Regions from separate parts of the Mus musculus genome. Here regions 2, 3 and 4 are each linked to region 1. A link is a loop called in an ENCODE intact Hi-C map of the cell type or tissue named here. Cell type or tissue: left cerebral cortex. All regions are shown on one strand.

Region 1 (8,000 bases):
GTTCTGCTGGAGCCTGTGTTCTGCTGGAGCTGGTGCTCTGCTGGCTCTGCTGGAGCCTGTGTTCTGCTGGAGCTGGTGCTCTGCCGAGCTGGTGCTCTGCCGGAGCTGGTGCTCTGCCGGAGCTGGTGTTCTGCTGGAGCCTGTGTTCTGCTGGAGCTGGTGCTCTGCCGGAGCTGGTGCTCTGCTGGAGCTGGTGCTCTGCTGGAGCTGGTGCTCTGCTGGAGCCTGTGTTCTGCTGGAGCCGGTGCTCTGCCGAGCTGGTGCTCCTCAGGCATGCTTTTCAGACCCTGGCAGTGTCATGGAAATCTCAAGATTTACAAGAATATTATGATTAGATATAATCTAAAAGAAAATAAACCAAGGTTTCCATTATTAAATATTGAACTGTGAAATATTAATTCGTATATCAGTAAATACAGTGTGTATAAAATGACATTCTAGAGGCTGGCGAGATGGGTCAATAGCTAAGAGCATTTCTTGCAGAGGACCCAGGTTCAATTCTTGGCACCCACGTCTGCTCACAATATTATCTATTTCCAAGGGAGCCAACGCCCTTTTCTGTCTTCTGTGGGTATCTGTCTCGCATGTGGCACCCAGACATACGTGCAAGCAAAACATTTATACGCATATACATCTTTTTAAATGCCATTCTGTACTTTATTTAAAATTTTTCATATTTTCTTTTCTTTTTTTGAGACAGGATTTCTCTGTGTAGCCCCGGTTGCTTTGGAACTCTGTAGACCAGGCTGCCCTCGAACTCAGAGATCCACCTGCTTCTGCCTCCTGAGGGCTGCGATTAAAATCATGCACCACCACGCCCAGCTATGAGAGAAATTTGAAACAGAATGACAAGAAAGTTTTACAATAAAATCCAGGACGTTACCTAGCTTTAACAATTACAAATTCATAGCCAACATATTTCATATTTACCTATTTTTATGAGTGTTTGCCATCATGTATGTATATGTAGTACTTGTGTCCCTAGTGGCAGCACAGGGTTATAGCACTGGAGTTACTGTTGCGAGCCACCATGTGAGTCCAGGGAACCTAGGCTAGCTAGGTCCTCTATAAGAGGGGTAAGTGCTCTCAAAGGCTGAACTGTCTTTCCAGCCCCTCAGCTAATCTTGTTGCTCTCTTCCCACACTGTTGTCCCTATTTAGGCTCTCAGGGCTGGAACCTCTCCAGGGTAAGACGAAGAGGTAGCTTGGGCACAATTTAAGGAAGTGCTTATTCTTGGGGTTATAGTTACACACGTACATGTGGTTCCCTAAATTCTGCTATAACCTAGGTTGAGACTGGGGTCAATCTCAAGCCACACACTCCATTGCTTGCTTTCCCCCATCAGGGTGCCACTGGCTGACCTCTCCTGTCAGGACACAAGGGATGAAAAGAGCTCCTTTACTCTCGATGACAGTTGCACTGTACTACAATCTGTGGAATCATTGATTCCTTATAGACCAACAGACTTGATGTCCTGTCTATATTTCCAACAATGGTACAAAAATCACATTATAGCAGGCTTAAGTTTGTCTAGGGATAGGGGGGAAAGAGAAGGGATCAAAGCCAAGGCCACGTGTAGGATTGTTAGTCCTACACTACCAGAGAGCTAAACCCAGACTTAAAAAACAAACAAAAACCTCTGAAGAAATAAGTCAATAGTATGTACTGGAATTTGACATTTAAATTTAATATTGATATTAAATTTAATAGTAACACAAATTCCAAATGTAATTTTAAAAAATTGGTGATCTAGGTGCTGGACAGATGGCTCAGAAATCAAGAGCACTGGCTCCATTCCCAGAGGATCTGGGTTTGATTCCCAGCACCCACATGGTGGGTCACAATCATCTGTAACTTCAGTTCCAGGAAATCCAATGCCCTTTTCTGGCTTCCATGGGCACCAGGCACACATGTGGTGCATAGGCCTAGTTACAGAAACACCTCTACACATAAAAGGCAAATAATATTGTTTTGCCAAGCAATGGTGGGCACATCTTTAATCCCAGCACTTGGGAGGCAAAGGCAGGAGGATTTCTGAGTTTGAGGTCAGCCTGGTCTACAGAGATTCCAGAATAGCCAGGGCTACACAAAGACATTCTACTAATAAACAAACATAAACAACAACAAAAAACCAATAATGTTTTAAAATTTGATAATCTGATTCTAAAGTTGAATAAAGGAAAATTCTACTTACTTCCCACCAAATAATATATAAAGCTAGAATACTTACAAGTAGTGATACTAGGTCATCAGTAAACACAAGATACCTGGACAAATCTAAACCATACAAATCAACCAACCAAAACTCCTTAAACATTGTCCACTGTCCTCTACGCAGGCTAGAACACCACATTTCTACTTACGATGTGTTCCCATGCATGTAAGTATATGTTTTGTTTTTGTTTTTGTGTTTTTCAGCTTTTGTGTATCAACAGCTATCCCAAAGCTTGCTTTGTGGGTGGCCTCAAACTCAGAGATTCACCTGCCTCTATCTTCTAACTACTGGGATTAAAGATGTGTGCTACCATACCCAGCAAGTGTATGGTTTTTAATGTATTTCTTTCCTTCCACTTTTACATAGAATCCAGGAATTGAACTCACATCACCAGGTTTCATTGCTAGTGCCTTTACCTGCTGAGTCATCTTGCTGGCCCTGGAAAATAATTTTGTTTTAAGAACAAAGAAATCATACAACATTTCTGATGAGTTGTAGAATCACTTAAAAGAATTGTTTATAGGATTCAACTAACCAAAGTTTAGGAATCAGAAAATGCATAAGCAAGTGGTGAGGTGTCTTTGCATTTCAGATGGAGTGGGTCTCTGTGGGTTCTCTCCACTCTGCCTTTGTGGGCAGTAAATGCTTTTTCTCATGTTTGGAGTGTAATAGATTCTCTTTAAAGAAATAATTTTCCCATGTAAAAAAATGTAAGTCTCTTTTTGTAGCTTAAAAATAGCTTTCAGCCAGGTGTGGTGGCACATGCCTTTCGTCTCAGCACTCTGGAGGAAGAGGCAGGTGGATCTTTGTGAGTTCAGACCAGCCTGGTCTGCATAGCAAGTTCCAGGACTGCCATGACTACAGAATGAGACCCTGTCTTAAAAAAAAAAAAAAAAAAAGCTTTCATCGTAATACTTTTATAGATTGGCGCTCGTGTTATTCTCATCTGAAGAAGACCTTAGGTAAGCAAATTTAGATTCTGTTATTTGACCTAAGTGGTATCTCCTAAAGTGCCAGCCAGTCCCCTTAGATGCCATCCAAAATCCTTTCAAGGCTCAGCTTCCTTGTTAGAAAGAGAATATTTAAATAAATGTTAAATATTAAATATTTTAAAATATTAGATAGACTTTGAACCAGGCCACAAGCCCTGTCCTAACAGAAAACTGAGTAGGCTTGCCTACTACTAACATAGGCATGGTTACTAACTAACATAGGCATGGTTACTAACTAACATAGGCATGGTTAATCAGGTTAATCAGTCCCTTTTCTTGCTACTTGTGTTGTGGGGTGGGGGACGAGGCTTTAACACACACACACACACACACACACACACACACACACACACACACATCCAGATAGCTCCTGACTTACAATTCTTCATCCTAAAGATGGTGTGAAAGCAATATGAATTCTGTAAAAAAAAAAAAATCAGACTTTGCATTTTAAATTTTGATCATTTCCCTGGTAAGCAGCTCTAGGTACTTTCTGGTGAGGTGGGGGGCAGCTGCAGCTTCAAGAAAGGCTGCTATGTTGTGTTGCTAAGCGATGGCATTGAGTAGACTAGGCATATACATTTTCAACAATTTTCTGTGTGCATGTGGAGGCCAAAGGATGTCATCAAGTGTCCTTCTGAGTCACTCTTCACCCTACCTTCTGAGACAGGGTCTCTCATTGAACCTAGGACTTGGCGATTAAGTTAGACTAGTTGGCCATCCAGCCCAGGCACCCTCCTTCCTGTCTCTGGAATTACAGGCATGTAATTTTGTGTAGGTGCTGGTTGACAGACCTCATGTCCCACCTACCGAATCATCTCCCCTGGGCCCAAGGTATCTGCATTAAATGCATTTTTTTTTAACTTACATTTCTAACTTACCTTAAGTTTATCAGGTTGTATACCATGTAGGTTGTTTTGTTTTGAAACAAGGCCTCATGTAGCTTAGATCTGGAACGTACTACTTAGCTTAAGGTCATACTCACCTTGCGCCTTCCACAAGCTGAGATTACAGATGTGTTCTAGGAGCACCTGTGCACTACTACCTCCCTGAATCTTCACCTCCTGTCCCCTTGCGGGACGGAGATGCTGAGGCCTAATGACTTAATTATCACCGGTCACACAACTGAGAGAGATCTGAGTCCAACAAGCCGATTTCAATACCTCCAAGCTAGTTAGATTGCCATCTTCAGTTGCCACTGCAACAGTTAACTCTGCATAAAGGTGATGAGGGTTGAATCTGTTATTGAACAAGCCACAACTCCACCACTGCTTCGGGCATGACCATCTAGACTAGCTCTGGGGCCCAAAACAAATAAGGGGAGTCTGCAGATGGTTCTGGACAAGATGCCGCCTCTAAATTCCAGAGCAGCTCTCAGAAGAGCACCTAGGCAGAGGCAAGCCTCTCAGCCTACCTCCAGGTGGCGCTGTAGGACCGACCTCGACTTCAAAGAGCGGTTGAGTCGGAAGGCCGCCGGCGGAGTCTATCAGCATAGAGAAAAAGCGGCTCCTGGCCTAGAGAGGCGTTCCCCAGGACCGGCCCGCGTCGCCGACGACCACTGCACTTCCGTTTCCGGGTCTTGCTTCCGGAAGTCGCTTTCCGAGGCGGCCTTCCTACTCGTGTGGTCTTTGTGACTTCCACCATGGCGTACCGCGGCCAGGGCCAAAAGGTGCAGAAGGTGATGGTGCAGCCCATCGTATCCTACGCTGCGTGAACTCGGGGCTTTGGGGGCCGTAGGCGCCGTGAGCGTGGGCGGGGAGCCGGGCAGCCCGCTGCGGGCCGCTTCCCGTGAGGCCCTGGGGCGAACGGGGAGGCAGGAAAGCGCGCGGAGTTGAAGGGCGGCGGGAGGCGGGAGGCGGAAGGCGGGCTCCGGGTGGACCCGGCCAGGCTGGCGATCCGCGATGAAAGCGGGGGATACCGAGGAGGAGAGGAGGATGTGGGCCATCGGGAAGGTTGGAGAAACGAGGGCGGTGGGGAGGGAGCGCATGCTCCCGGCGGTCGTTTGTGCTTGCGGATGTAGCCCGGCCGGACCTTGGGGCGCTGGAGAGTCCGGCGCGGTTGGGAGCGGAGGCTCCGCTGTTTGTGTAGTTCTTTTCCTTGATCGCCGTGCTGCAGAACCTTATCTTCAGATACTTGCAAAATGTACGTAAGTTGTTTCCTTACTGTTACTGAAATGAAAGTTGGGCCTGTTTGACTCTTTGTAACAAATTCTCTGTTTCTAGTGCTTAGACTAAAAAATTGGGGGGGGGGGAGAACCAGAGTTGAGGATAAGGTCACAGGGAAAGCGCTAATTATTAATATGTCCGTGCTGACTTAAGGATGCACACAGTTACCATTATTCTGTAAGAACAATGTAATTATATTTACTATTAAAATTACTCTGTAAGAACGATTTGTCATCGGATTTAGCAGTGACAGTTGCATAGTGCTTTTTCCATAGTTGGACTTAGAATGGAGAAAAGACACCAAAGCGGGGTTTGGGGGAGTGGGGGCGTTATATACAGAGAAGCGAGTGGCAAATGCTCTTCTTTGAGGAGATTTTAGCGATGTTTATTTTAGAGTGTTACAACACAGATGAAAAATCGTTTTAAGCCATTGTAATTTTTAATCGCCAGATTCGCTTTGTACTATCCTGTGAACAGTTCTAACTGTAAGTGTATTCATGCCAGAAGCAAAAATAAATTTTCAGAGTAGGAAAATTAGTTTGGACAGGCCTGCCCGAGCACTTATTAAATGTTTCTCAGCAGGTTAACCAGTGTTGCTAGCTCTTAGATGAAGACTAACTAGTTCTAGTTTTTGGCTTATATTTATTGGAATTTTTAAGATAAGTCGTTTATTGTGGAAACAAAGTAATGGAGTGGGATTTGTTTACATTTCTAAAGTCATTATTTTTATTTCAGAGATCTCGAATTCAGGTGTGGCTGTATGAACAAGTGAATATGCGGATAGAAGGTTGTATTATTGTGAGTACCCAGGCTATTTTTCCTCAAGTTGTTATTAAAAAAGACATCTCAGAAGATGGCCAGTAAGAACAATATACAAGGCGTCAAGGACCCAACCCAAAGAAAGCTCTTCAGAGCTGGAGTTATTTATTTAGCCTTTTCTCCTTGCTCTGGTTAATAGGGTTAGATAATACTTCTCTTAAGAGGAAGGGAAGGGAGAGGTTAGGCGGTGGTGGCGCACGCCTTTAGTCCCAGCACTCGGGAGGCAGAGGCAGGCGGATTTCTGAGTTTGAGGCCAGGCTGGTCTACAGAGTGAGTTCCAGGACAGCCAGAGCTACACAGAGAAACCCTGTCTTGAAAAACCAAAAAAAAAAAAAAAAAGGAAGGGAGAGTTAAGACTTTTAAGAAGAGCTTCGTTTGTGAGGAGAGGGAACAAAAACAAAATGAGAGGGGGGCGGGGAGTGATAAAGGACTTGCATTCTGGATTAGATCATGCCAGAATAGAGCTGGTGGGGGTGAGACTTATGGTTTGTTAGGCTTCTATCGTGATGGTGTTGGGGATCAAAGTACCTGCTCTACCACACAGCTACCATGGCAATAAGTTTTTGTTGTTATTTTAGATTTATTTGTCTGAGTGTTTTGCCTGTGTGTGTTTAATGCCCAAACAGGCCAGAAGTTGTTGGCTCACCTGAAGATGGGTGATTGTGAGCTTCCATGTAGGTGCTGGGAACCAAACCTGGGTCCTTTGCAAGAGCAGCAAGGAAGGATTTGTAACTCCACCACCTCTCCCGTCTCTGTTTTTCCTTTGTGTGAGGCAGAGTCTTTTAAGAGAGACTTACACATGGAAATCCTCTTGTCTGAGCCTCTTCAATGTTTAGATTAATAGCCATGAAAATGGAAAAAAAATTTTTTTAAAGATTTATTTATTTTTATGTGCAATGGTGTTCTGCCTACTGTTATTTGTGTGAGGGCACCAGATCCCCTGGGACTGGAGTTATCAACAGTTGTGAGATGCCATGTGGGTGCTGGGAATTGAATCTGGGTCCTCTGGAAGAAAAGCCAGTCTTCTTAACTACTGAACTGTCCAGCTCTGGCATTGTTATTTTGAGGCAAGAAATTGCTATGTAGCCCAGTAAAGGCCTTGAACTTCCCATCCTGCCTCAGCCTCCTGAGATTTACAGACGTGCTCAGCCTCACTTTTTTTTTTTCTTTTTTGCATCAAGGGAGTGAGTGGGGTTGCTTTGTACATACTCATATGTGTGGATGTATGTGCTAGAGGTATCTTTTATTGCTCTCTGCTTTTTGAGCCTGGAACTCATGGATTTAACAAGACTAGTTGGCCAGCACTAGGTGCGGCTGCAGGCCACTGTGCACTGCATTGTTTGAGTAGGGATCCAAACTCATGACTGCATGTACTTTACCAATTGACATGTCTCCCTAGTACCTACCCTTCCTCCCAAAGCTGCACAGTATTTTGTTATTTTATGTAGATATCAAGAGTGTCTATCAATACTCTCTTAGGAGTTGGTAAACAAGCACAGTAGTTAGTGGGAGTCGTGTTAGTGAGGAACATGGGTGTGCAGTGACAGAAGGCAATTCATGTGTGCACATGCCGAATTGGGTAGTGTCCAGCAGGCATTCCTGGCGAATATTTACCTCTAAGGGATTGAAGTACTTTGGATCTCATTCTAGCTTTCTTTGCTATTTAAAAAGAGGTAGGCTGGGGATGCAGCTCAGTAGTAAACCTCTTGCCTAATGGGTAGAAGTCGGTGCGCTAATCCTCAACACCATCTCTGCCCCCAAAAAGGAATGAAAATGCCCCCACGCATTGGGCATGTCACATATGACCAG
Region 2 (8,000 bases), 300 kb after region 1:
TTTTGGTTTACACCCAGAAGTGTCATTGCTGCGACACACAGTGATCTTCTTCTGATATCTGAGAGGCTGAGGTACTGGTTTCCAACTTGGCTTCTTTCTCTCAGTCTCCTGTCCTCAGGACACAAGGCTCCCACATCCTTGCCAACACTTGATTTCTAATTAAAAAGGAAAGGAGGCTGGAGAGATGGCTCAGCTCTTCCAGAGGCTGTGAATTCAATTCCCATCAGTCACATGGTGGCTCACAACCATGATGGGATCTGATGCCCTCTTCTGGCACTCAGGTGTACAAGCAGGTAGAGCACTTTTATACATAAAAAATAAATCTTTTAAAAAGAGAGAGAGATTTATTTTCATTTTCCCTTATGTGTATGTATGTGTGTCTGTGTGTTGGCATGCCATGTGTGTGGGCACCAGAAGAGGCAGTCAGATACCCGAGAACTGGAGTTACAGACAGCTGTGAGCCTCCTGGCATAGGGGCTGGGACATGCGTCCTCTGAAAGAGCAGTGGGCACTCTTAACCGTTGAACCATCTCTCCAGCCTCAGTTTTAATGTTTTTGATAGCAGCCATGCTAATAGATGAGGTGATATCACACTGTGAGTTATTTGCTTTTTTAGGTGGAATGATGTCAAGTTTCTGACAAGTCTTCATGGTATGTCTAGACTTATTTCCTACTTCTATTAGGCGCTGTCCTGAATTAAACTTCTCAGCACCCAGGACAGCTGGGCAGAAGACAGCACCCACGGGACCTTAGAATGGCTGTGCTCTTGGGGGTGTTTCTACCCTTGGAGACAAGGTGTCTGCCCACTATAATCCTGCAGGTGGCGTGGTGGAGGACTATACCACATTACTTTAATGTGAATGATAAAGATGTTTGGGATTTGTTGCAGTAGTGGGAGTTAAACCCAGGACCTTATTCCATGTGCTAGACAAGTGTTCTATGCTAGAACTACATCCAATCTCCCACCCCCGAGACAGGGTCATGGTCTGTAGCCTCAGCTGGCCTTGAACTTGCAATGTTCTCCCTTCAGCCTTCTGCGTGCCTGGGACTATGGGTGCTCACTGTTGTTCCAGTCATGTTTTAAGTACTTGTTATAAAACAATCTATATAATGTTTTAAACATGTGTCATCAGCTGGGCATGGTGATACACGCCTTTAATTCTGGCACTCGGGAAGCAGAGGCAGACAGATCTCTGTGGGTCACAGGCTAACCTGGTCTACATAGTGAGTTCCAGCCAGCCAAGGCTACATAGTGAGACTCTGTTTGATGACAGCAACAAAAACAGGAAAAAGTCTGTTATCTCCTTACCCTTGCCAGAAAAATACACATTATGACCCCAGTCTCATAACATCCCCTCCCTCGGCGTGGGGCCACAGTGTAAACATTTTCTTGGTTTTGCTATTTGTTTTGTTAAGATGTCTGTATGCCTGTCCTCAACAGACTTGTTTTTTATGTTTGTTTGCTTGCTTGTTTGTTTTGAAGAACCTACTTTTCTCAGATTCTCCTTGCATGTCTTTCTGAGAAGGTCAGCCGAGCCATGGATCTCCAGTCTACCCATCCCTGACTATGATTCACTGCTGCCAGCTTTCACAGAGAAACAGGAACTTGAGTCAGGAGGCCACAGAGGCATTTGGACACTGTGAGCTGTGCCCGTGGAAGCAGCAGCCAGGAGTGGCCACAGCAGTGCTCTCACCAACCCCCTGCACATGCCAGATATGTGTGCTGACGTCATCAAAAGCACCCAAGATCACTTCGGGTCTCTATTAAGATTCTGAGAACCGCCAGGCATGGTGGTGCACGCCTTTAATCCCAGCACCGGGGAGGCAGAGGCAGGCAGATTTCTGAGTTCGAGGTCAGCCTGGTCTACAAAGTGAGTTCCAGGACAGCCAGGACTACACAGAGAAACACTGTCTCGCAAAAAACCAAAAAACCAAAAACAAACAAACAAAGAATTCTGAGAACCACTATGAAGAAACTCTATAGAGGGTTCTGAGACATGGCAGACTCCAAAGTGACCCACGGGCACAGCCAGACAAGAATTCATGCCCTGCTCAGTGGTATGTATCCGCATGCCAGAACTCAGAAGGTGGAGGCAGAAGGACTGTGAGTTCAAGATCAGAGTGAAACCCTGACTCAAAACAAAACACCAGGTATGGTGATGTATGCTGCAATCCTAGCCTCAGGGGGCAAAGGTGGGGAGTTCCGGCAGGTCTGGGGCCAGCCTAAACTATAGAGTAAGATTCTGTCTCAAAACACTGAAACCAACCAACCAACCAACCAACCAACCAACAAACCAACCAATGAATCAAACACTCTGTGTCTGTGTGTGTGTGTCTGTGTGTGTGTGTGTATGCATATATATGTATATATATGAGTTTTTGAGACTTAGTGTTATGTAGCCCAGGAGAGTCCCCCTGCGTCAGCCTCCTCAGTAGTGCTGGCTGGAACTACAAGCGTGTGCCCCCACCCCCACTGAGTGCAGTTCATTTCTCTTATGTTAGACATCTTTTCTAGCAGTGATTTGCTCAATGATCACTTGGCAGTTTGTTTGGTAGTCTTCTCCACAGGTTGGGGCAATCCCAGAATTTTCCTCTGTTGGGAATCTGCCTTTTTATAGACCATATACAGTTGCTTGGTAGTCTTCTCCACAGGTTGGGGCAATCCCAGAATTTTCCTCTGTTGGGAATCTGCCTTTTTATAGACCATATACAGTTGCTTCCAGCATTCCAGCATTCACACAAAAGCTCATAGACAGGCATTAGAAAGTGGGTTTCTCTCACACAGTTTCAAAATGAGCCCCTCCTGTTGCTTCTACTGTAGTTTTCATGAGTCAGTCAAATTCAGGGAGAGGGGGCTGCACCTGAAGTTCCTATTAGGATAGCAGCCATGGCAGAGAAGGCAGTGGGGTTTGGGGTAGGGGTGGGGGTGTGTCACACACATACACAGGAACTACGAGTTTGTAGGTGATGTTCCCATGATCCAGACAGAGGTCGCAGCGCCCCCTGCTGCACAAGTTACAAAGCAGCAAGCAGGGAGTAAATGGAAATGCTTCAGGATGGTCTGGCTCCAGGGAGGACACTGCCTAGCAAGGGGAGAGAACGCCTCTGGCTTCAAATGTCCAGTTTTGGGTCTCCCCATGCCGCACGTCATCTGAGCCCTGACTCTCTAGCCGCTGGTCCCTAGGTCCTGCAGTTCCCAAACTGTTGCCAGAAGGAGCCCTCAGCCGGCAGCCGATGAGGAGAGGCCAAAGCCAGGTGATCAGGGCATAGCTTTTCAGACTGCATCAGAGAAAGCCAGGTTCGATGTCCTCTTTGCTGCAGTGCATTATCACCTGGAGCACATGGACCGGTCTCTTTGGCCCAAGATGATGTGTTTATTCTTTCCCAAGTTCCTCAGGCCTCTTCTGTAATTCGTGAGTTCATGTGATCCTCCTGCCTCAGCCTTCTAAGTATCTGTGGCTAAAGGTGTGAGACAGCCTCTGGCCTTTTTCTCTTTATACAATTAAAACGTACCAAACTAAATACTCCATTAAGAGTCTTGGTCCTTACCTACTTGAGAGTGGGTGCCACCGCTGGACTATTCTGACTGCCCTTCCCTTACCCTTGAGATAGGCCAAGTACAGAAAATGAACACTTGAATATGTCTATTGTCCTGCCCTAAGAACCCATTCAAGTCATGAATGGCAGTAATATCATCCATAGGATGATATCATGTGCTATTTGTAGTGTGCCTGACTGGAAAACCTCCCACAATCAGAGCTCAACAGGACCTTGATCTTCTGAAGAATCAGGCCACTTATCTTGTACCCGGTCTCTTCATAGGATTTGTCTAAGACTTTCCCATGTCAGAATTCACTGGCAGAGCCGTCTGCAGGACATTACCGTGTATACCTCCCGCAGTCTCTCGGTGAACCTGCTGCTAGCCTGACTCCCACTGGTGATCTCTCTTTGCTCTTCAGGTGACACACTGGGCCCATCTGCATGAGGTCTGTATACTTCAGGATTCTCTAGAGTCACAGAACTTATGGAATCTATATCTATAAAGGGAATTTATTGGAGTGACTTGCAGGCTGCAGTCTAACTAACACAACAATGGGCAGCTGTGAATGGGAAGTCTAAGAGTCTACTATTGGCTCAGTCCCACGAGGCTAGGTGCTTCAGCTGGTCTTCTGTATAAGCTGGGATCTTGGAGAAGTAGGTTCCCACAGATGTGCTGGCAGTAAGTGCAAGCAGGCGAAGAATGAACACGCCCTTCCTTCTTCCATTGTCCTCATGTAGGTCTCCAGCAGAAGGTATGGCCCAGATTAAAGGTGTGCCTCAAGATATGGACTAAAGGTGTGTCCTCCAGTCTCAAGATCTGGATCACAGGTGTGCCCCTCCATTTCTGGATTATAGGTCATTCCAGATATAGTCAAGTTGACTACTGAGAATGGCCATCACAAAGACCCTACCTCTACTCCATAGGAAGGCCCTCCATGCCCCATCTTGGCTACCCATGGAACACTGCCCACAGCCTGGGGCTCTGACACCCTGCTCTGAGTACCCCTTCGTGTTTCCTCGAATGACTTTCTGACTGACTGTTCCAGACGAAGGAGAGTTGACAGTAGTGACAGACAGTTGATGGCCCTGCAACACCAGGCAGAGTTCACACTGCCTGCTGAGGGGCTGTGATTAACTCCACTTTACAAACACAACTAAACCCTCCCTGATGAGGTATGATGGCTACCCGGGTCTTAAATACAGTTGAGACCCTGAAATGTAACCTTAACCTACCCAGTCGTTTCCACTCCTGCAGAAAGTGTTCTTGTTTTGACCATTAATAACCCAAAGCTCCAAGTGGGTGTCAGCCCTTGGCAGTGGGCAGCAGGCCACTGCCTGGTTGGAAGCTTTCCTCTTGGCTCTCAGGATGCTTTATGATTTTCTTCCTGCCAGCTAGCTGTAACCCTACCTCCACCCCTGACCGTCTACCTGTACTCCCCCACCCCACCCCACCGGCTAGCTGTACCTCTCCCCCCCCCCCGCCCCCACCAGCTACCTGTACCTCCCCCCGGAACTCCCACTCCCACCCCCACCGCTAGCTGTGCCTCCCACCCCCGCCCCCACCCCCACCGGCTAGCTGTACCCCCCCCGCCCCCCTTTACCAGCTCCTACTTTCTTCTGTGATTTGGTTCACTCAGGGCTTGGGCCCAGCTCCTGAATCTCCTCATTCTGTTTTCCCACCCCTTCCTGTGTTTTTAAATGCTTGCCTGTGTGCTGACAATGCCGACATTTATCTCTCGCGCCCAGGATGCCTGAGACCCCACTGCTTGCTTAACCGTCCGTCAGCTTGGTTTTCTCTCTGGCAGTCTGCACGCCACCTGGTCCCAAACAGTGATCAGCCTTCCTTTCTTTATCCCGTGCCTCCAGCATCTCCACTGCCACTGCCTGCCAAGTCCCTCGAGGCGCCCGCCACCCACCCTATCTAATCTGGTATCAGGCAGCTGCTTCCAGAAGCATCCAAAACCCTCCATGCTTCTTCCTTCTTGCCAAGTCACTTCTAGCTATCCTCATCTCTCCCCTCCTCCCTCCCCCACACAGTCTCCATTAGCTTCTAGTTTCCTGCTTGTCACCACTCCTATCCCCAGTCCTCCACATAGAGCTCTAGGACCGAAAGTGTACCAGCTGATCATATAGCATCCTTCTCACTGGAATGAAGCAGGGACCTTTTTCTATACATGCCTTACAGGGCATGTGTATGGGGTGGGGGGTCTCAGACATCTTCCACTTTCTCTCGAGCCCCGCCACTCCTCTTACACCACTGCCTTTGACTTCTTACGATGCCCACGCTTTCTTGCCCCAGGACCTTTGCATATGAGGTTTCCTAGGTGGAACAGTGTCCTTTAAATGCCAGCTCCTCAGGGGAGCCTGTCCCTGTGCTCTGACAACAATCTTGTCACTTCTCCCTCTCACAGGACCAAGCATCATAGGACTTGTCCCAGCCTCTAAGAGCGTATTATCACACTTGAAGGCTAATGAGCTTAATAGCATGTCAGCATGCCCCTGCCTCAGGGCTCTGCTGTTCTTCCTTCTTACCCCCTCAGTTGCAAGGTGGGAATGCAGGGGAAGCAGTTTGGGTGAGGTAAGTCAGGAGATATTTAGGTTGTCACAAGGTATGGGAGGGTCGACTGCTGTCACCTGCTGGGTGGCCAGAGGTACTGCTAAAATTTCACAGTGTCCAGGACAGTTCCCTTAACAGTAACATCTGCACCCAAAGGCTGCGTGAGCTGGGGAGGCTGAGAGCCTGTGCCCTGGGATCTAGGGACTCTTTTGGTTTTAAGCATCAGCTATCTACGTGTTGGTGACTTCCATGTTTCTCTTTCTGGACAAGTCCCTTGGAGTTCAGACCCTTACCCTCTAACTCCCTGCCTGAAGTCTATCCAGGATGTCTGAGACAAGGGCGCCCAGCCCCTTCAGACCTGGCTCCTGCTTCCCACTTCGGCTTCTTTTCTGGGACACTCCCCAGGCACCAGAGAAATATTCTTAACTTTTATCCTTCCATATCTCCACTCCAGAAAATTCCTCCACACAGGCCCACAGGACCACTTCCTATCTCTGTACGGCTCACATCCTGGCCCTGTCTTCTCTCGCCTTGGAAGGGTCTCTTCATTGCTGCTCCATCCTCTACAGTCTACTTTACCTCAGCAGCCAGAATGAGCTTTTCATATGCTCTAACCTTTGCTGTCTACACACTGGTCCAGCATGGGCTAATACAGTGGTCCAGCATAGGCTACCTTTCTGCCTATAATGTTTCAGCCACACCAGTCTCTTGGTTGGGGCTCGCACACCGCAGATGCAATGTCTCAGGACCTTTGTGCTGGCTGTTTCCTCTTCCTGGAACATTCTGCCTCCAGACGGCTGCATAGCCTACCTTCTCACTTCCTGTAGTGCTCTGCATTAATGGCCCTTTGCAACAAAGCCTTCCCTGGACAGAGGATATGAATACCCTCACACGCATTCACATCCTTCAAACTCCACGGCCCCTTTAAGAGTAAAGAGTTTTGTGTTAGGCTGGCTCTTGTTACTATGTGACCTGCTAGGCAGTCACTTCTTAAGGTAATGGCTGCCTTCCCTTGCTAGAAGGTAAGCAGAGGGCATGCCTGCCTTAGTCTTGATATTCCCGTCTGTACTGGCACAGTGCTTGGCACAAAGCAAATGTTACCATAGATTCACTGAGAGAAAGCAGGCTCAGAAGCTAAGCAGCTCAGCCAGTGAGACCTTAGCTCTCCCCTCCCTGTGGACAATCGGCTCCTCCCAGGCCACCTCCTACCTAATTCCCCTAAAGGAAAAGTAGGGATGTTTGGGGTGAGGATACAGACCCAGAGCCACAAAAGACCTTGAGGTTTTGGGGTGATGTCTGAATGGGCAGAGGCATCCAAGTTCTCAGAACTATAGGTGAGATGGGCTTCGGCCTGCTGTGAGTTTGCCTCGGGTGGCCCCACCCTCTACAAGGCAGAGGTCACACCTGCCCCGCCCCGCCCCTGCTGCTTCGAGGATGCCAACAGAGCAGCTTCCAACCGCTGGCTCCAGAGGTCACATCTGTAGGTCCCAGCAGAAGAACCAGGTTGGGAAGAGCGAGTGTTCACTCACCCTAGTGGGGACCCCTCCACAGCCCCACGGGCTCCCGCCAGCCAGGCCACTCACTCTGCCACTCGGTGATGGAGATCATGCTTCAGTCCACGGGGGGGCCTTCCTGGTCAGCTGGCTAGTGGAGAGCCCAGAGGACCGAGCCTGAGCATGTTCCAGGGTGGCTGACCCTTGGCAACAGGGACAGAGCCGCAGGTAAATCATTAACTCTCACCCTCCCACATTCCCCACACAAATGGCTACTTAAAGGTACAGACCTGTTCTGAAACTAACATTCACAAAGTTCTTGCTGGCCCACCTCCTCTGAACAACGTGGGAATGGAAAGGCAAGGGTCTGGGCACAGCTGGTTTTCTCGGAGAGGTGGAATGGCGCCCCG
Region 3 (8,000 bases), 190 kb after region 1:
CAGAAAGGGCTGCCACTGTGTCATTCATCTTGGTGATCCCTGGCATCTGCTTGGGTCAGGTTTGGTGTAGACATTTAATAGATGGGCCGAATGAGGAGAAACCCTTCTTCAAACAAACCTTCCTCCTAAACGGGGCAGGAAGAAAGGAAGGACTTGTTGGAGAAATTCTAAAAAGGACAGGGCTAGGGAGTGGCTAGACATTAGGAAGCTGTCAGAGATCTGATCGCATCAAAGCAGGTCTCTCCTTGCCCTCAGGTTGGTTTCAAATTGAGATCCTCCTGCCTCAGCTTCCCAGGTATTATAGGCATGAGCCACTCCCAGCTCCAAGGGCAGTTCTCAAGGAGCATGCCTTTAATCCTAGCACCCTGGAGGCAGAGCCAAGCAGGTTTCTGTGAGTTCGAGGCCAGTCTGATTTACCAGTGAGAAAAATAAAGTTCAATCTCGGGTCTCTGGAGGAGGCTGTGAACTGGACTTGTTAAAAGGAATGAAAATTCCCCATAGTAACTCTCAAACCTGGGTCGAGGGGACTAGGCAGAATTCACCTTCCTCCCCCTATTTTCTCTATCCAGTGGGTCACTACATCTCCACAGGTCTCACTCTGGAGAACCTCTGCTGTCCCCTTCCCAGCACAGGTCTCCAGCTGTTGAGGCCTGGCTGGACCAGCTGCTGGGAGGAGGAGGAGGAGGAGGAGGAGGAGGAGGAGGAGGAGGAGGAGGAGGAGGAGGAGGAGGAGGAGGAGGAGGAGGAGGAAGCTCTGTCCCTCCCTCCTCCATCTCCACACCCTCCCTCCTCCCCCGCCCGCTCGCGCCCTCCCTCCCTCCCTCCCTCTTTCTCCTCGGAGGCTGTCGGAGTGGCTTTCGCAGAAGCGAGCGGCGAGCGCCCTGCTCCAGTCCCGCCTGGGAACTGAAGTGTACGAGCGCGGCTCCTGGAAGCCGAGCTCCGGAGCGGCCGGCGGAGGTCGAAGGCCGAGGCGGCGCGCTCAGCTTCGGAGGCCCTGGCTTTGGACCCAGCGGGCTCGGAGCTGCGCGGAGGAGCAGAGCGCACTGCCCGCCGGCCTGGCGGGCGCAGCGGCCGCGAGTCCGGGAGCCGGACTGCGGAAGGGAACACGGCGGCGGCCAGCCGGGGGCAGAGGGCAGAGTGCCGAGCGGCCTGGCTCGGAGGAGGGCGCCGCCCGACCCGTCCTCAGCTCGGCGACCGTGGCCAGCGGAGCCCGGCGGGCCGCGGGTCCTGAGCGCTTCCAGCCCACGGCGGGGGGCGTGCCTCCGCCCGGCCGCGCCGCCCCGGCCCGCTGCCCGCCGCGTTGCCGGGGCATGTGAGCGGGAAGGCCAGGCTGCTGGCTGCCGGGACGCACTGAGCAGAAGCCGGAGCGCGGAGTTGCGACCCCGGGCCCGCGCCCGACCGATTAGTAAGTGCGCCCCTTCGCGCCGCGCGCCCCATCACCCCAGCCTCGCGAAGTTTGACACGCGCGCCCCCGCGTTCCTAGGGACACGCTGGCTCTCTGCCGCGCGACTTTCCATCTTGGGCAAAGTTTTTGCCAGGCGGAGCCGATCCTACCAGACCCCTCACAACGCCGGCCGGTGGCGCCGCGCTGATCCCGCGTCCTTTTGGAGGGCAGTGGCTACAGGCCGTTGGGGGTGGCGTGCGCGCGCCACGCGAGCCGGGCTTCGGGGGTCCTCTACCCGCCCGCCCTTTGCGACCCGCCGGCCTTAGGTCTTTCGCCCCAGCCTGACCAACGCTCCCAGTTTAAGCACTCCCAGCCTGAGCTTAGATGTCCCCGTGCGAGCCCCACGTGGGGCTCGGGTACCCGCAACGCGGAGCTCCGGTCCCGGGGTGCATTGGGCAGCCGGGGTTCAGCGCGCGCCCTTCCCACGGCTCCGGTTCATTCCCCGCGGACCAGCCGGGCGCCGCCTCCCATTTTTTCAGCCCTTGCTGCTCTTCACTCCAGCCTGCCCCTTGCCACCCCTGCGTCCCACGGTGGAGTGTCGGAGAAGCGCCTTTCAGCCCCTTTCACTGTAGAAATAAATTGATCACAGGACTGATGGGATGGGGGTGGGGGGTGGTCGCGTAGTCCCAGCGGTTCGCCATTGTTTTCCCATCCCACGTTCGGTACGTAAACACACACTCACGCGAGTGTGTGTGTGTGTGCGTGCGTGTGTTTGCACGCGCCAGCTGCGGCTGCTCAGATTCCCCAGGAGCTCTAGGGTCGCCCGCGGGATCTCCCCGCAACCAACCTACATGTCCTGGCAGGAGGTGCCTCATTACTTGAAGCTGGGGGGGGAAAGGCACGGAGAGTGGGAGCTGTCCCAGAGTCCTTGGCGAGGCCGGGGGTCCGGCTTGGGCTGGACGTGAATTTTGAACTTCAGCCTTGGATCATTCCGGGAGGACCCCGGGCGCTTGAGCGGTGGCTCTAGCCTGGGAGGGTCCCCAGCAGCTGGCGCTCTTGGCAGCATCTCCGTGACAAGAGCTTAGAGGAAACTGAGGAGTTTTCCTGGGAAGTTTGCTTTAGCTCTGTGGGAATTTCCGGGCCCGGCGCCTTAGCGCTGGCGCTGGCAGAGGGGTCTGACCTAAGGCAGTCAGTCAGTGATGCTGCCACTCCGAGCAAGGTTCCCAGAGACCCTGTTTCCAACTTCTTGATGCGGTAGGAAGTCCCTCACTGTGTGCTAGATTCAACACACTTGGGTCTTGTTCTTGACCGAGATGGGTCGCTTGATCCTGGCGATGTCCAAACATCGCCTGTACTTTCTCAGTTTAAAAAAAGGGCGGATCTGTGCTTCTATCTTTGAAGCTGGTGTATGTTGATGGTTTGAAGGATGCTGGTTTGGAAGGCCTGTACCACGGAACGCCAGATAGCCTTGTAGTTAGAACCAGGAAGCTAAGCTGGAGTTGTACAGTAGTGCAGCCGCTGGTGGTGCCACCGAAGGCAATTTGACCCACCTCCCTTGCTCAGGTTACTTATCTGTATAGTGAGGTTAAATTCTGACAGTGGCCACCTCGTGGGGGTGGTCTTAAGGATGAAAAGTCTAAAGGCAATCTCAGCGCCATGCGGCACAAAGTAAATAAATGCTCGGCAACTGTTAGCTTTTGTTGTCGGGATGTAACTTAGTGGAAGAGCTCTAGCTCAACATGCAGGAAATCTTGGGTACTGTATTCAGTGTGTGCATTTGGGAAGTTAGCTGTTGTTTCTTATTACTAATCATATTTACGTCTATTATTGTTGTTACTATTAGTTTGTTTTCCAATACAGGGTCTCTGCGTAGCTCTGGCCGCTCTGGGACTTGTTTTGTAGACCAGGCTGGCCTCGAACTCAGATTCTTCTGCCTCTGTCTCCTGAGTGCTGGGATTAAAGGCACAGACACCATGCCCAGCTAGCTATTGTCCTTACTGTAATAACAGTATTATCAAGCCCAGGGCCTAGTTCATACTGGGGAAGTGACTACCACGGAGCAGTATCTCCAACCTGGGCCATTATAATTTAAAGGACCGTGTATAGAGCCCACAATCTTTGTGATTGTGTCCGTTTGATCGATTTTAGTAATTATCACTTATGGGGAGGAAGTGACCTCACTCTCCTTCCTACCTCTTCTGGATTCTGATCTACCCAAACTTACCTTCTTGTTACTTACCTGCTTCAACCTTTTTGAGTACTTTTTTCCTTCCTTCTTCCCTTCCTTCTTTCCTCTTAAAAATTAATCTTCACACCATGTAGCATTCTCCCTGGAAACAGCCCCAGGAAGGAAATGTCTTTGAAAGGGTATTCCCTGGACACCCTGGTCTGTGCTGCAGACCCAGGATTGGATGTGCATTTGTGTCTCAGAGAACTGGGTGGATTTTCACTAAGAGGATCCCAGGTGTCTGGGGCTCAGGGGAAGTCAGGTGGGCCAGGCAGACTGCCTGCCCTAGAGGGTTCTGTTCCCAGGGTAGGATCTGTTTCCTGTTGCTGGGGCTCACTTGAGAACCTAGCCTAGCTAGCCTGGCTGCCAAGCATACTGCATCTGAGACTTAGATAAATGAGAGCTGTCACCTCCAACTTTACAGTGACAGTTGGAGAGGCTACTCGGAATGTAGGGGAGACACAGGTTCTTGTCTTTATTGCGGCATAGCACAGGGAGGGGAGATCCAGGGGCACCCCTTTCTTCCTTCCCTGACCTTCTGACCCTTACCAGGCATGGGGGCTGGGGGTGGGTGGCCAGTGTGGGAAAACTTGGTGTTGGGAAGGTCCTGCAAGTAGGCGGTTTGCAGATGCAAAGTTTAAAACATCTGCTTCATTCCTTAACAGAAACTTGTGGAAGGAATATGCCAATCTCCTGCCGGGCCTGGGCTAGACAGTGTGATAGTAGGTGGACAAGTGGATTGCCTACCTGTTGTAGAGCGGCTGCTTTCTAATGGGGGTCCCGACCATTAGAGTACCAGACCATGAGAAAAAATACCCAATGTGGGGAGGTAGAGCACAGGGCAGAGGACTTGTTGGGAGGCCAGTGAAGACTGCCCTGGGAAGAACTCAGGATAGCATAGGCCTGAAGACAGAAGGATCCAGCTGCACACAGCTGGGAAGAGGAGCATTCCAGGCTGAGGCACCAGCAGATGCTCTCCTCCTCCCAGGTCAGAACCAAGTATGCGGCTTGGTGGTTGGAAAAGAGCCTGTAGGATCAGGAGGGTCAGAGCCTGGCTGGTGGCACCTGGTAGAGTGACTGGGGGTTGGGGTGGGCTGCATTTTACTGTCAGCTCCACAGGAAGCCGTTGGAGAGTAGAGTGATTTATGATTTTTTTAAGATGATTTGATACCAAAGAAAGTGATCCCGATTGCCCCAGGGCAGGAAATGATGGCTGAGGGAGGAGAGATTGTGTTTTTTTGTTGTTTATTTTGTTCTTTGTAAATTTAGTACATGTGCACACATATCAACAATGCCCCAACCCCCAAAATACTTTTAACAGAACACCTTAAAACCTGGAGAAAGTACAGGAAAAGCTGATATGTGTCCACACACTGATACATGTATGATACAATCTGGTGCAGTTAGATGTGTACATGTAGAAGGTTTTTTATGTTTGTTTAAAAATTTTTAATTACACTTATTTATTTAGTGTTTGTGTGTTAGTGGTAGGGACTTGTGGCACTGTATTTGTGTGGAGGTCAAAGAAAGAGATGGCCTCCACTTTACATATGTCCACATGGAGACATACTTGTAGGGAGGGGAGCATGGAACATGTGGAGTTCAGGAGAAACCAGAGGGGAGGGGTGTGTGTGTGTGTATAATTCAGAAGCACCAGGACCAGGAATCATGAAGAGATGTTGCCAACCTCAGGTCCACCCTGCAGCCTTATTTGCACATGGGAAGTAGCCCAACAGGGTCTTTTTGCTTTATAAACAAAGAAACAAAGAAACAAACAAATAAAAACAGATTTGGGAACTGTGTGTCGTATGAGAAGGACTTAGGTAGAGCAGATGTCCTGTTTCTGGTCCATGAGGTGAGACAACGGCCCAGAGAAGATCTGTCTCTTAGAGCTGCTGAGGCCCCTGGGCTGTAAGGCTGCTAGGTAGCTGTTGGTAGCTGCATGTGCTCCTCCTGGACACCCATGGGTCTTGCCCTTGAGGGCTCACACACTAAGGTTTTCTCTGGAGGTTTGGGGTGGCCTTTCTTGAGCTACCTTAGGTGTGCTTTCAGGAAGCTAATGCCGTGGTAAGGGGAATCCACACCCCTGTCCTGCACCCCTCTCCTCAGTACATTGATGGGTGAAGCTGAGTGTTTGCAAAGGCCTCTGTGCAGGGAGGGCTGCCACCTTGAATGGGAGTTATTTTCCTTTTGCTTAGGAGGGCCTGTTTCTGCCTGCACTTGCTGCCATTCCTACCCTTTGCTAGTCCCCTTCCTAAAATGCCCTGGGTTGCTGTCAGAACTCCTGTCACCAGATGAAGAACTAGCACCTACAGTCTCCCTGATGCAGGCAGCAGGCATGATCTGAATGCTGCTCCTTCTCTGTTGACCTTCGTGCTCCCAAAGACCTATCTTAGAGATTCATTATTTGCCATTTGGGCAAGGCCACCTCCACCCTCTGCCACTGTCCCTGAAGGGGATGTGTATCACCATGCTTTCTTACAATACAGATGCATCCTACATGACCCTGTTCTATGCCAACGAGACCCTGTTCCTCTGGACTTCTGGCCCTCATGACCCAGGCTTGGTACGAGGCTTTCCCAGTTTTAAGAAGACCTCTCTGCTTTGGTGGCTTTGGGTTGGCTTGGGGACCCCTAGGACTGTCGGGCTGTGATACTGTCAAGGACCCCAAGTCCCAGAGAAAGTGCTAGGTTGTAATCAGACCTATAGGCTGCGAGGGCAGGAGGGCAGGAGGGGAGGAAGTGGCTCCTTTCCCTGCTTCCATTCAAAAGCCAGCCACAGCTAAAGCTATGTAGTGTGTGGCCTGGTACCAGACCAGTTAGAAGAGTTCCAGATACTGAAGGGGCAGAAGCTTATGGGATACAAGACTAGGGAGAAGTGGGGACAATGTCTGCTGCCTTTTTCCTAAGTCATATTATCCAGCTAGGCCCTTCTGGTCTCTGAGAAGCTGCAAACCTGGCATTGGGAACCACAGAGAGAAACCCACATCCCACTCCCACTGGCCTTAGCAGTAAGCCTGGTAAACTGCCCGTGGGGATGGGGCAGGGATTGGAAAGGAGCATTGGGCTCTCCCTCTACGTTGCCCCTCTCCCGTGCTTTGTAAGGACAGGTCCTAGGTAAGGTTTCAGTGTTCTGGCTTGAAAGAAGAAAGGGAAGGGGCAGTCCAGGGCTCTCCGCTGGCGCCTGGCCCCTGGTGTTTGGGTCTGGAGTCCCCGCCAGGCCTGGCTCCCTGGGGACCCGCCCCAAGGCGGCCGGCCTGTCCTCCTAGCACCCCGCCTCCTGCCTGCGGAACCGGCCGGGCGGAGAACCGGTTCCTGTGGGCCGCCCCGCCCCTCGAGAGGACAAGGGGTCGGCGCCTGCGCGGAGTTGGGTCGAGGCAGGTGCCTTGGGGTCCAGGTGTGACCAGTGAAGGGGGCAGCTGATGTGGGGGCTCCCTTTGTCCCGATAGGCCCGGGGCACCGCAGGGAGAGCGGGAAGCCCCAGTATCCCGGTGGCCCTTCTGAGGCCCGCGGCCATTGCTGACTTCTTCCTTTTTTTTAAAGTTGTGGTTCATTTTATCTTTTTTTCTGTGCTGGGGAAGGACCCCAGTGCCTTGCTTGACCATGCTAGGCATAGCACTGAGCCACAGTGTCTAAAAGTAGCATTAGAAGTGTAGTTACTTTTTTAAAAATCAGAATGAAAGGATTTAAGATATATTGCAATTTGCCGGTGAGACAGAAAGGAATGGACCATTCCATGAGAGACCTGGAGGAGTTGGGTGCTGAAAGGGGCTTCCTGCCAGGCGGGTGACCATCACAGGACAAGGGGCCTTTGAGGCTGGGCCAGACCACTTTGTAACAGCCCAGGGGCCCCTGAAACACTCAACAGTACTGACTGAGGTGTAGTCAGGGACTTGCCAGCCTTATAGCTTTGGCCTTGGTGCAGTTTGATTAGACCAGAGGGATCTGGCTCTCCCTGCAAGTTTTCTGTGGGCCAAACCACCCCTCCCTCCTCAGAGCTCTACTGAAGAAGTCTGAAGTCATTCTACCAACCCAGGGAGGCCTGGGTTCTCAGCCTGTGTCTTGAGGGGTGGGGTGGGGTGGGGAAGGAAGGTTAAGAGGCTGGCAGGAAGCCTTGTGTGAAGGTACAGTGGGGCTCTGGGAGCAGGCTGGGTGTTGGGTGGGACAAGGCTAGGACGTTTTGAAGTCAAGGGGCTCATTTGTCTGGGTGGAGTAAGTGGGGAGTTTTATGTCTATTCACAGGGCCTGGGCCAGGTGGGGCATCTGAGAGCTCCAGGGAGACCCTGAGGATATCAGAGCAATATCCTCAAGGGAAGGGAAGAGTGACTGGAAGGGAAAGAACAGATCAGAGAAGAGCCCTTTGGGGAGGTGAGGTGGAGGAGAGTCCAAT
Region 4 (8,000 bases), 230 kb after region 1:
TGAGTCCTGTCTGTCCTGTGATGGGGTGGTCCTCCTTGGGTGTTTCTCATTCTCTGTCTTTTTGGGTCGGCAGGAGCCCCCACAACCACTGAACCTCACAGCCAAGCCCAAGGTACCTGAGCTGCCCAACACCTCCAGCTCTCCCAGCCTGAAGATGAACAGTTGTGGGCCTCGCCCCGCCAGCCATGGGGCTCCCACAAGGGACCTGCAATCCAGCCCCCCCAGCCTGCCTCTGGGTAAGCCTTTTCATCTGCTCTCACCTTAGACGACAGTGAGTCGTCTCACCTTAGACAGTTGAGCCAGACGCCACCTTGGGCACGGTCCTTCCCTTTCTCCGTTCTAGTTTGGGGTTTTTAAACAGTTCTAAGGTACTCCCATCACCGAGCTCCACCCCAGCCTCTGCTTTCTTAAAGCCGGGGATGAGGCTTGCTCTGAGGACGCCTCCTTCCATGGCGCCTTTGTTCTCCAGGATCAGATTAGACAGCATGGGGTCAGGCCACTGAGCTGCGCATCTGAGAGAGTTGCCTCATTCCCGACCCTTGGCACCCTGCAGCAGGCAGTCCTCAGGGAGGTGTGGGGATGGGCAGGGAGTGTACTGCCACAAGGAGACCCTTAGGTGTGACGTGGCAGGAAGCATAAATATGTGGGCTGCTCCTGGGACAAAGCCCTCGGGTCCCTGCCCTTCACTTTGTTCCCTCTCCAAACAGGCTTCCTCGGTGAAGGGGACGCCGTCACCAAAGCCATCCAGGATGCCCGGCAGCTGCTGCACAGCCACAGTGGGGCTTTGGAAAACTCCCCCAATACCCCATTCCGGAAGGTATGGGCCAATCTTCCTCTGCCCAGAGGACAGGAAGATGAAGACAGGATGACAGAGGAAGTACTCATGCCCACATTGTCTCTGTCACCTGCAGGACCTCATCAGCCTGGACTCCTCCCCGGCCAAGGAGCGGCTGGAGGAGAGCTGTGTGCATCCCCTGGAGGAAGCCATGCTGAGCTGTGACATGGATGGTGAGAGCTCTGGCGCTGGGCGCCACTTAACTCCACTAGGGCTGTGTCCGTCCCTGATTCCTTCCTCCCTCCTTTCTTGGGTCCTTCCTGGCATGTGTCTCCATTGTTCCCTGGTGTCTCTATCCGTGGGTCGTCTTCTGGTATCTTGTAACAACTCTGTGGAGCCCTGCTTCTCTGGATCTTTGCTGTGCCTGTTCTCTGGCCGTGGTGGGCCTCTGCTTACCGCTGGCCTTCGCTTCCCTCCTCATCCTCTACTTCCTGCCTTGCTAGGCCTGAGCTGACTTCTCTATGAGCCTCATCAGTGCCTCCTGGTGGCCATGCAAGGGATATCTCTGCCAGCCCCAAAGCTGTTGCCTGCCTGACTCTTACCTACCCATCCTCCAGGCTCCCGTCATTTTTCCGAGTCTCGGAACAGCAGCCACATCAAGAGACCCATGAATGCCTTCATGGTGTGGGCCAAGGATGAACGGAGGAAAATTCTCCAGGCCTTCCCAGACATGCATAACTCCAGCATCAGCAAGATCCTTGGTAAGGGCCAGGGCGTGGGTCCTCTGCAGCTCAGGGTGTTGAGCCCAGGGGACATAGCTCAGTAGGACTGGGTCTGTTTGGAGTTTTCATGCCTTATTGAATCCTGGTAGAATCTTACCAGGTGTAGCAGTTGAGATGTTCTTGGCAGCTGGATCCTAGGACCTTGTACCAGCGCAGGGCTCTTTTGGTTGTCCCTCCCCTTGGGATTTTGTGTATTCTTTACCACCTCCAAACACCCGGTGCCTCTTATGGCCTGTGCTTTGGCAGAAAATAGAGACTAGCATTGTGGACCATTGGTATAGAGACTTTGTGTCAGAGGCTGAGGAGCGGGCAGGGCCGACAAGTCTGAATAAGGGTGGTGTTTTCATGGCTGAGTCCCCTCCAGTAACTGCGCGGGTTTCTTGTCTGGAACACCAGGGTTGTTTTCGGCTTTCCCATGTCTACCCTGGCCCATGCTCTACCACTGAGCTACACCCCAGATTCACATCGGATACTTGATGGCTTGGAGTGGCTGCTCTTTCGTGAATGCCTTTGGGGCGGAGACCTCTCAGGGGTGCCGAGTTGTTTGACATGAGAATGGTACAGACTCCCCGTCATTGCCAGCCTCATCTCTTCCTGGCCCAGCATCCAGGGAGCATCCACACTTGGCCAGGCCCTTGATGAGTGCTTATGCCTTATCATTTTTGATCCCAATTGAAGACCAGGGTCCAATCAGGACTTCTAGCTAGGGCTTGGAACCTGGTGGGGTACCACGAGAGTCTGGCCCTTAGTTTTTGCCTGGTATTGGATCAGGTTCTCGCTGGAAGTCCATGACCAACCAGGAGAAACAGCCGTACTACGAGGAGCAGGCCCGTCTGAGCCGGCAGCACCTGGAGAAATACCCTGACTATAAGTACAAGCCAAGGCCTAAGCGTACCTGTGTCGTGGAGGGCCGGCGGCTGCGAGTGGGCGAGTACAAGGCCTTGATGAGGACACGGCGCCAGGGTGCTCGCCAAAGCTACACCATCCCGTGAGCAGGCCCTCCCTGGTGGCCAGAGGCGGCTTGTGGCTGCTGTGAGAGACTGGGGTTGTGTGTGTGTCTGGTCTTTGTGTGAGGCAGGCAGAGCAGCCAGCAAGGATCTGGGAGCAGAGTTGTGTGCCATCTGCCTGTGTGTGACCCCTGATGGATAATGACTGTGTGCGAGACTGGTGACTGGGAGTTGGGTATAAGACCTAAACTGGGGCACCTGCAGCCTGACAAACGCAGGGCAAATTGAGAACACCACAGGTATTCATCCCGTAGGAAGGCCCCTTATTTGACCATGACAGGCACTAGGGTAGAGTTCTGTGGTCAATGACACTAAAACAAAATAATATTCACGTGCCACCGTCCAACATACCCTCGACTCTGAGCTTTCGAGCTATAGCTGGCAGTGAATTTGGCCATCAGGAAGCACACGCAAGGGCCAGAGTATGCCGGTTACCCAGCCTGCAGGGAGGGCTGGAAGGGCTGGGAGGGCACATGGGTACATCTGTAATTGCGAATTTTCTCTGCCTCTCAGCCCGCAGGCTGGCCAGGCACAGGTGAGCTCAGATATCCTGTTCCCTCGGGCAGCGGGCTTGCCCCTGGCACGTCCACTGGTGGAGCACTATGACCCCCAGGGCCTGGACCCCAACATGCCTGTCATCATCAATACCTGCAGTCTCCGGGAGGAAGGGGAGGGCACAGATGACAGGCACTCGGTGGCCGATGGAGAGATGTACCGGTACAGCGAGGACGAGGACTCAGAGGGTGACGAGAAGAGTGATGAGGAGCTGGTGGTACTCACAGACTGATCCCCAGCTCGCTGGGCCCGGCCCGTCACCGCTGGGGGAAAGACCTTGTTCCCATCCGGACAGGCACAGCCAGCCTTCCTGAACTATCTTGGTACTTGGACTTGGGTGTGGCCAGGTGATGGGTGAAACTGCACTTGTAGATACATTCCCAAGATGGGGGTCCTCCTCTTCATCACACCTCTGGGCCCATCGGAGGAGCCAATGGCCTGGCTGGGTGGGAGTCATGTGGCCGTGGTGGACAAAGCTTGCTGAGGGTTTTAGCCCTTGGGGACAATGGCCAGGGACCACTGGATGTACTTCCTCCTGTCTGCCCACCCACTCAAGGGGATGACAGGGACACACCTGCCCCCCTGAGGTCACATGCTTTGTTTCCATTTCTTCTTGGTCCAGACCAGCCATTGTGGGACAACACACCTGCCCTACAAGCTCCCAGGTCACCCCTCTGCCACCTGGGTTACTTTGAACTCTGCAGTCTGGCTGTGCTGTCTTTTGTCTTCCAAGTCCATGTGCCTCTGGCTACTGTGTGTCTGTGCGCGGCCCACACATGTTCATCACGCCACTCTTGGCAGAAGGCATTTGCTGAGTGTCACTGTGAGCCAGGCACGCCCGTGAGCTCTGTGATGTGTGTCTTGATGCTTCTCTGGGGGCTGCTTCTGTGTTCCTTTGTCCCCACATTGCTACCTCTTTGTCAGTCTGGTGTCTCAGGTTCTGCGTATTTTCTCCCCATGTACACTTCTCCCTCTTCCTCCTCCGTCTGTCCCTGTCCCACCACACCCGCTGTATCCTCTGGGTGTTTGTAGGGCCCAGCCTGCCCCTGGGACTGGCAGTTCCTGACCCCCATGACCCCTTCCCTCCCTTCAGACTCTGCCAGTCAGTTCCCACGGAGCCATTTTTAGCTCCCAGGGCCGTGAGAGCCAGCCCAGGCCTCCAAGGGGGCTCTGCCCTGATTCCCAACGTGTGTGCCGCAGTCATGAGGATCTTTTTCTCAGTGACAGCCCTGCAGAGGGGACCCCATGGCAGCTGGTCTCCATCCCTTCTTCATGAGCTTAGGGTGGCTTCTTCCCTCCCCCCCCCCTTTCCTCCTAAATTAGCTTCCTGGTTGTATCCCAAGGAAATCATTAGCACCTAGTCAAAGATCTGGAGCTGCCCTGGGGCAGGGAAAGACCCCAAACCCCACAAGGCCAGGTGCTTCCCTCCCCACCGCTGTTGACCCTATTTCTCTCCAGACTGTTTCTTTTTATGACTGTAAACATAGATAGTGCTTTATTTTGTTACTAAGAAGATAATGATGAATAACTTAACCAGCATATTTGTTTTCTGATGGGTGTAATAAAGACCGACCATTTCAGGACGTGCCCTTTCTCTGCTGGGAGGCTGGCCTGGCCGAATTCTCGAGTCTAGCGCCAGCCAGTCGCTGCTGCCCCCTGGTGGCAGCATGTGGGAGCATCAGGCAAAGTGTCTGAAAGTAATGGCTTTGACCGGACGGAGACCTAGGACAGGCCTGTGACAGACACACTGCTGAGGGAGGCACTGCAGCAGCCTGGAGGGACAGTGGCTCAGCTCCCCCCTTCACTGAAAGGAATAAGTCTTAAAACTTCCTCATGAATCTTACCGTCTGGGAGAGGGAGTCACTTGGATCCATTGAAAGCTGTGGGCTCATTCCGCAACAGGGTTCACACACAGACACTCAGGAGGGCTCCCTGCCATACTTATCTAGTGATGGTCTTCAAAACTCCATGACCCAACACTTAGAATGGGGATCTCAAAGCCATAGTTGTGACAGAATCGTCACTGGAGGAAAGGACAGAATTCCTCAAAATTAATGGGGTTCTGTAAAGACAGGTCTTGGTTACACTCATACCATCAACATGGTATGGAGGAACAGCAGCTCTTGTAAAAGAAATGGTCCAGGTTAACAAAGGCTCTGTCCTCCATGAGGCGCGGGTGTGTGTGTGTGTGTGTGTGTGTGTGTGTGCGCGCGCGCGCGCGTGCATAGTGTATGTTCCTCACAGAGCTTGGGTTCCAAGTCCAAACCCCTTCTTTAGGAAAAGCTGCATCACCTGGAAGGGCTGAGAATCGGCCTTTGAGGATGAGGGGTCATCAGAGGAGGCCAGGGTCATCCAGCCACCACATGGGGCAAGAGGGAGAAGACTGTTTCTGGGTGGCTAAGAGATGCTCTGGGTATTGTGAGATTGAACCTGAGCTGATAGGCTCAACGTTCACTATTTTGGCTATAGACACACACACACACACACACACACACACACAAAACCTTACCTTCAGCAAAGATGTTGGGAAGTAGAGGAAACTTAACTATGGGGCAAACTTGGCATTGCAGAGGATTTCTTCATTTTACATGTGGGTGAAAGTAGATAAAGAGGGATTAAGACCACACACTGCAGGCTGGAGATGGCTCAGCAGTTAAAGAGCACTGACTGCTCTTCTGAAGGTCCTGAGTTCAAATCCCAGCAACCACATAGTGGCTCACAACCATCTGTAATGAGATCTCATGCCCTCTTCTGGAGTCTGAAGACAGCTACAGTATACTTACATATAATAATATTGAAAAGAAAGAAAAGAAAGACCACACACTGCCAAGACCCAGGGCCAGTTGATGAGGGAGTGTCTTGACTCCTGGCTCTGTCCTTCAGAGCTCTGGCTGTTTTTTCTTTCTTGCTGTCCTTACACCTTGGTCCCCTATCCGGCATTGAGGCAGGGGCCAACAAGAGACTTGCCCAGGGTTCTGGAATCTTCTTTGGCCTCTGCCTATTAATTGGCCACTAGAGGGAGCTGCTTGGCTCAAAGCCCTAACTTCACTCCAAACTCTGATCTCAGGGGAAATTAGACCCCATTATCTCGGGACTCCTCCCAGTTCCTCTTTTGGACCTCTGGCTGGTCCTATGCATTGGGGGGGGGGGGGCACTGAGCCCGACTACCAAGGGTATTCGGGTACCTTTGTCCATAGGCCTCATCTAGCTGCTGTGCCGTCACCACCCCAAATCCTCTGGCCAACTGGAACCTTATGAGAGAATCCGTGAGAAGCAGGGCAGGGCAGATGGGGAGAGGCAGGGACGGCATGTTCTGGTTCTATCAGGACAGCTAGCCACGAGCTCACCATTTGTATGCCTGGGCACGTCTTTTCCCCCAGGTTCTCCATTAGTATCCGTGACCTTGAAGGCCCCAACGAGGGTGGCCCAGAGGTGTACAGGCTGCTGTGCTTTAAGCAGGGGTGAACTCCAAAAGCACGGCGGAAGGGAGGCCAGGTCTGGCCCAGCTCCTCCACACGCATCCATACTAATCAGATCCCAAGCCACTGTCCTTCCAAGACCGTATTCCAGAAACAAACGTTTTAATGCAGAAAACCATAATCTACAAATGAATCACAGTAGGGGCCTATACCAGACTCCCTTAGGCCTGTAAGGACTGGGAGGTGGGTACCGAGCTGGCAACACCTTCAGTATCTGGCCATGTCCTGGTAACTGTGCTGGCTTCTAGGTGCCTAGGCCCTGCCCCCTTGCCTTCCGCCATTCAGTTCCACATGGGAAGATCTTGGTTAAGTTCAGAATAAAAGGAAGAGAAGTGGAAGAGGATGCTGGCTCTGGTGCCTGCCCTCTGGTACCCAAGGTCATGCTTGCTCCAGGTCTACCATCCTCTTCTCTGCAGGGACCTAGCAGGAGCATGGCAGCAGCACAAGGAGGGGACCAGGAGAAGGGGTGGCTGGATGGCATCCGGCTTGGAGAAGCTGGCAGCCTCAGATGAGGCAGCTGCTGGAGGAGCTGTGGAGCGAGTGCAGCTGGGACCTCTCCCCAGGATGACAAGCCAGAGTTGGCTTCCTGCTGGCTTGGAGCTCAGTACCTCTCACAGGAGGCATACGGCTCAGTTGGAGGCCTGGGGTGGGGGTGGGGCACCAGAGGTAGAAATGAACCCTCCCCTCCCCTACTAGGAAGGGTCAAGGACAAACTGAGGCAGCCCAAGCTCTAGCAGTGCCTGGGCTGGCAACTGTGCTCTCACAGGGGGGCAGTCCAGGCCCCCCCACTATCTGCAGGCACTTCCTCTCCAAGCCTAGCAGGATGAAGGGTTTTCCCCACGCCCAATGCTGGGACTCAGCCCCTCCAAACAGGAAAATGAGGTCTTCATTGGCATCCACTGGGAGCCTTCTCCGTGGGTGCCCGCCTTGCCCCAGGGTGCCCAACTCCAAGGCAGAAAGGCACCCTGGGGAGCAGATCTGGCAGCAAGAGGACATGGAGAAACAGGAGGCTGGTCATTTTGGCATCTCCAAGGCCGACACCTGAGGTTTCACCTTAAAGTACTGGTTGAATCGGATCACCGCATACCTGCCAGGGACAGGCAAGGAAGTGGGTGAGCAGGGCGCCTGACAGCCTACTGAGGACTACTACAAACTCAACCAGGTCTAGCCAAATCAACTCCTTTTTTTTTTTTTTTTTTTTTTTTAAATGTGTAGACAAGGTTTCTCTGTGTAGTCCTGGCTGCCTTTGAACTAACTGCAGACCAGTTTGGCCTTGAACTCAGAGCTGGGCAGCTTTCTATCCTTCACACTGGTTCTCACAGTTTGGCTAGGATGGCACCAGTAGTGTGGGCCCTGATGCTGGGCAGGACAGTTCAGAGCAGTGGTTCTCAACTTTCCTAAT

Evidence for each region. A loop is a pair of places that touch in the nucleus more often than their neighbours do. Peaks named below come from ENCODE experiments on the same cell type or tissue, not always from the same donor. Only the 100,000 strongest peaks of a DNase experiment are listed, where the experiment ranks them.
Region 2: a loop joins it to region 1, with 8 times the contacts of the local background. A loop is called at or near these places in 21 of 42 quality-filtered maps.
Region 3: it touches region 1 in a loop (9-fold over the local background); 2 of 42 quality-filtered maps call a loop at or near these places.
Region 4: it touches region 1 in a loop (9-fold over the local background); 41 of 42 quality-filtered maps call a loop at or near these places.

The regions. Positions count from the first base shown.
Region 1 is chr1:133,607,067-133,615,066 of GRCm38, reverse strand. It overlaps Snrpe (small nuclear ribonucleoprotein E), which reads left to right and starts at 4,787. Exons shown (of 5, transcript NM_009227.3): 1 at 4,787-4,903; 2 at 5,323-5,349; 3 at 6,108-6,170. The coding sequence starts at 4,850. In left cerebral cortex, CTCF peaks have their summits at 979 and 4,615 (motif pointing right); DNase peaks (open chromatin) are centred at 3,958 and 4,718; H3K4me3 peaks cover 1,275 bases; H3K27ac peaks cover 768 bases.
Region 2 is chr1:133,309,592-133,317,591 of GRCm38, reverse strand. Golt1a (golgi transport 1A) reads right to left here and starts at 7,769. Exons shown (of 5, transcript NM_026680.4): 1 at 7,681-7,769. The coding sequence starts at 7,705. In left cerebral cortex, CTCF peaks have their summits at 265 (motif pointing left), 860, 3,007 (motif pointing left) and 6,185 (motif pointing left); DNase peaks (open chromatin) are centred at 230, 3,005 and 5,461; H3K27ac peaks cover 956 bases.
Region 3 is chr1:133,417,281-133,425,280 of GRCm38, reverse strand. Sox13 (SRY (sex determining region Y)-box 13) reads left to right here and starts at 1,069. Exons shown (of 14, transcript NM_011439.2): 1 at 1,069-1,405. In left cerebral cortex, a CTCF peak has its summit at 3,116; DNase peaks (open chromatin) are centred at 924, 2,371 and 6,872; H3K4me3 peaks cover 3,742 bases; H3K27ac peaks cover 3,103 bases.
Region 4 is chr1:133,379,002-133,387,001 of GRCm38, reverse strand. It overlaps Etnk2 (ethanolamine kinase 2), which reads right to left. Exons shown (of 8, transcript NM_175443.5): 8 at 6,684-7,685. The coding sequence ends at 7,613. Sox13 (SRY (sex determining region Y)-box 13) reads left to right here. Exons shown (of 14, transcript NM_011439.2): 9 at 74-236; 10 at 708-817; 11 at 912-1,008; 12 at 1,393-1,536; 13 at 2,329-2,545; 14 at 3,078-4,702. The coding sequence ends at 3,351. Among named protein-coding and RNA genes, the nearest start is that of Etnk2, 19 kb to the right of the region's middle. In left cerebral cortex, CTCF peaks have their summits at 1,324 (motif pointing left), 4,770 (motif pointing left) and 6,116 (motif pointing right); DNase peaks (open chromatin) are centred at 3,884, 4,721, 6,126, 7,055 and 1 more place.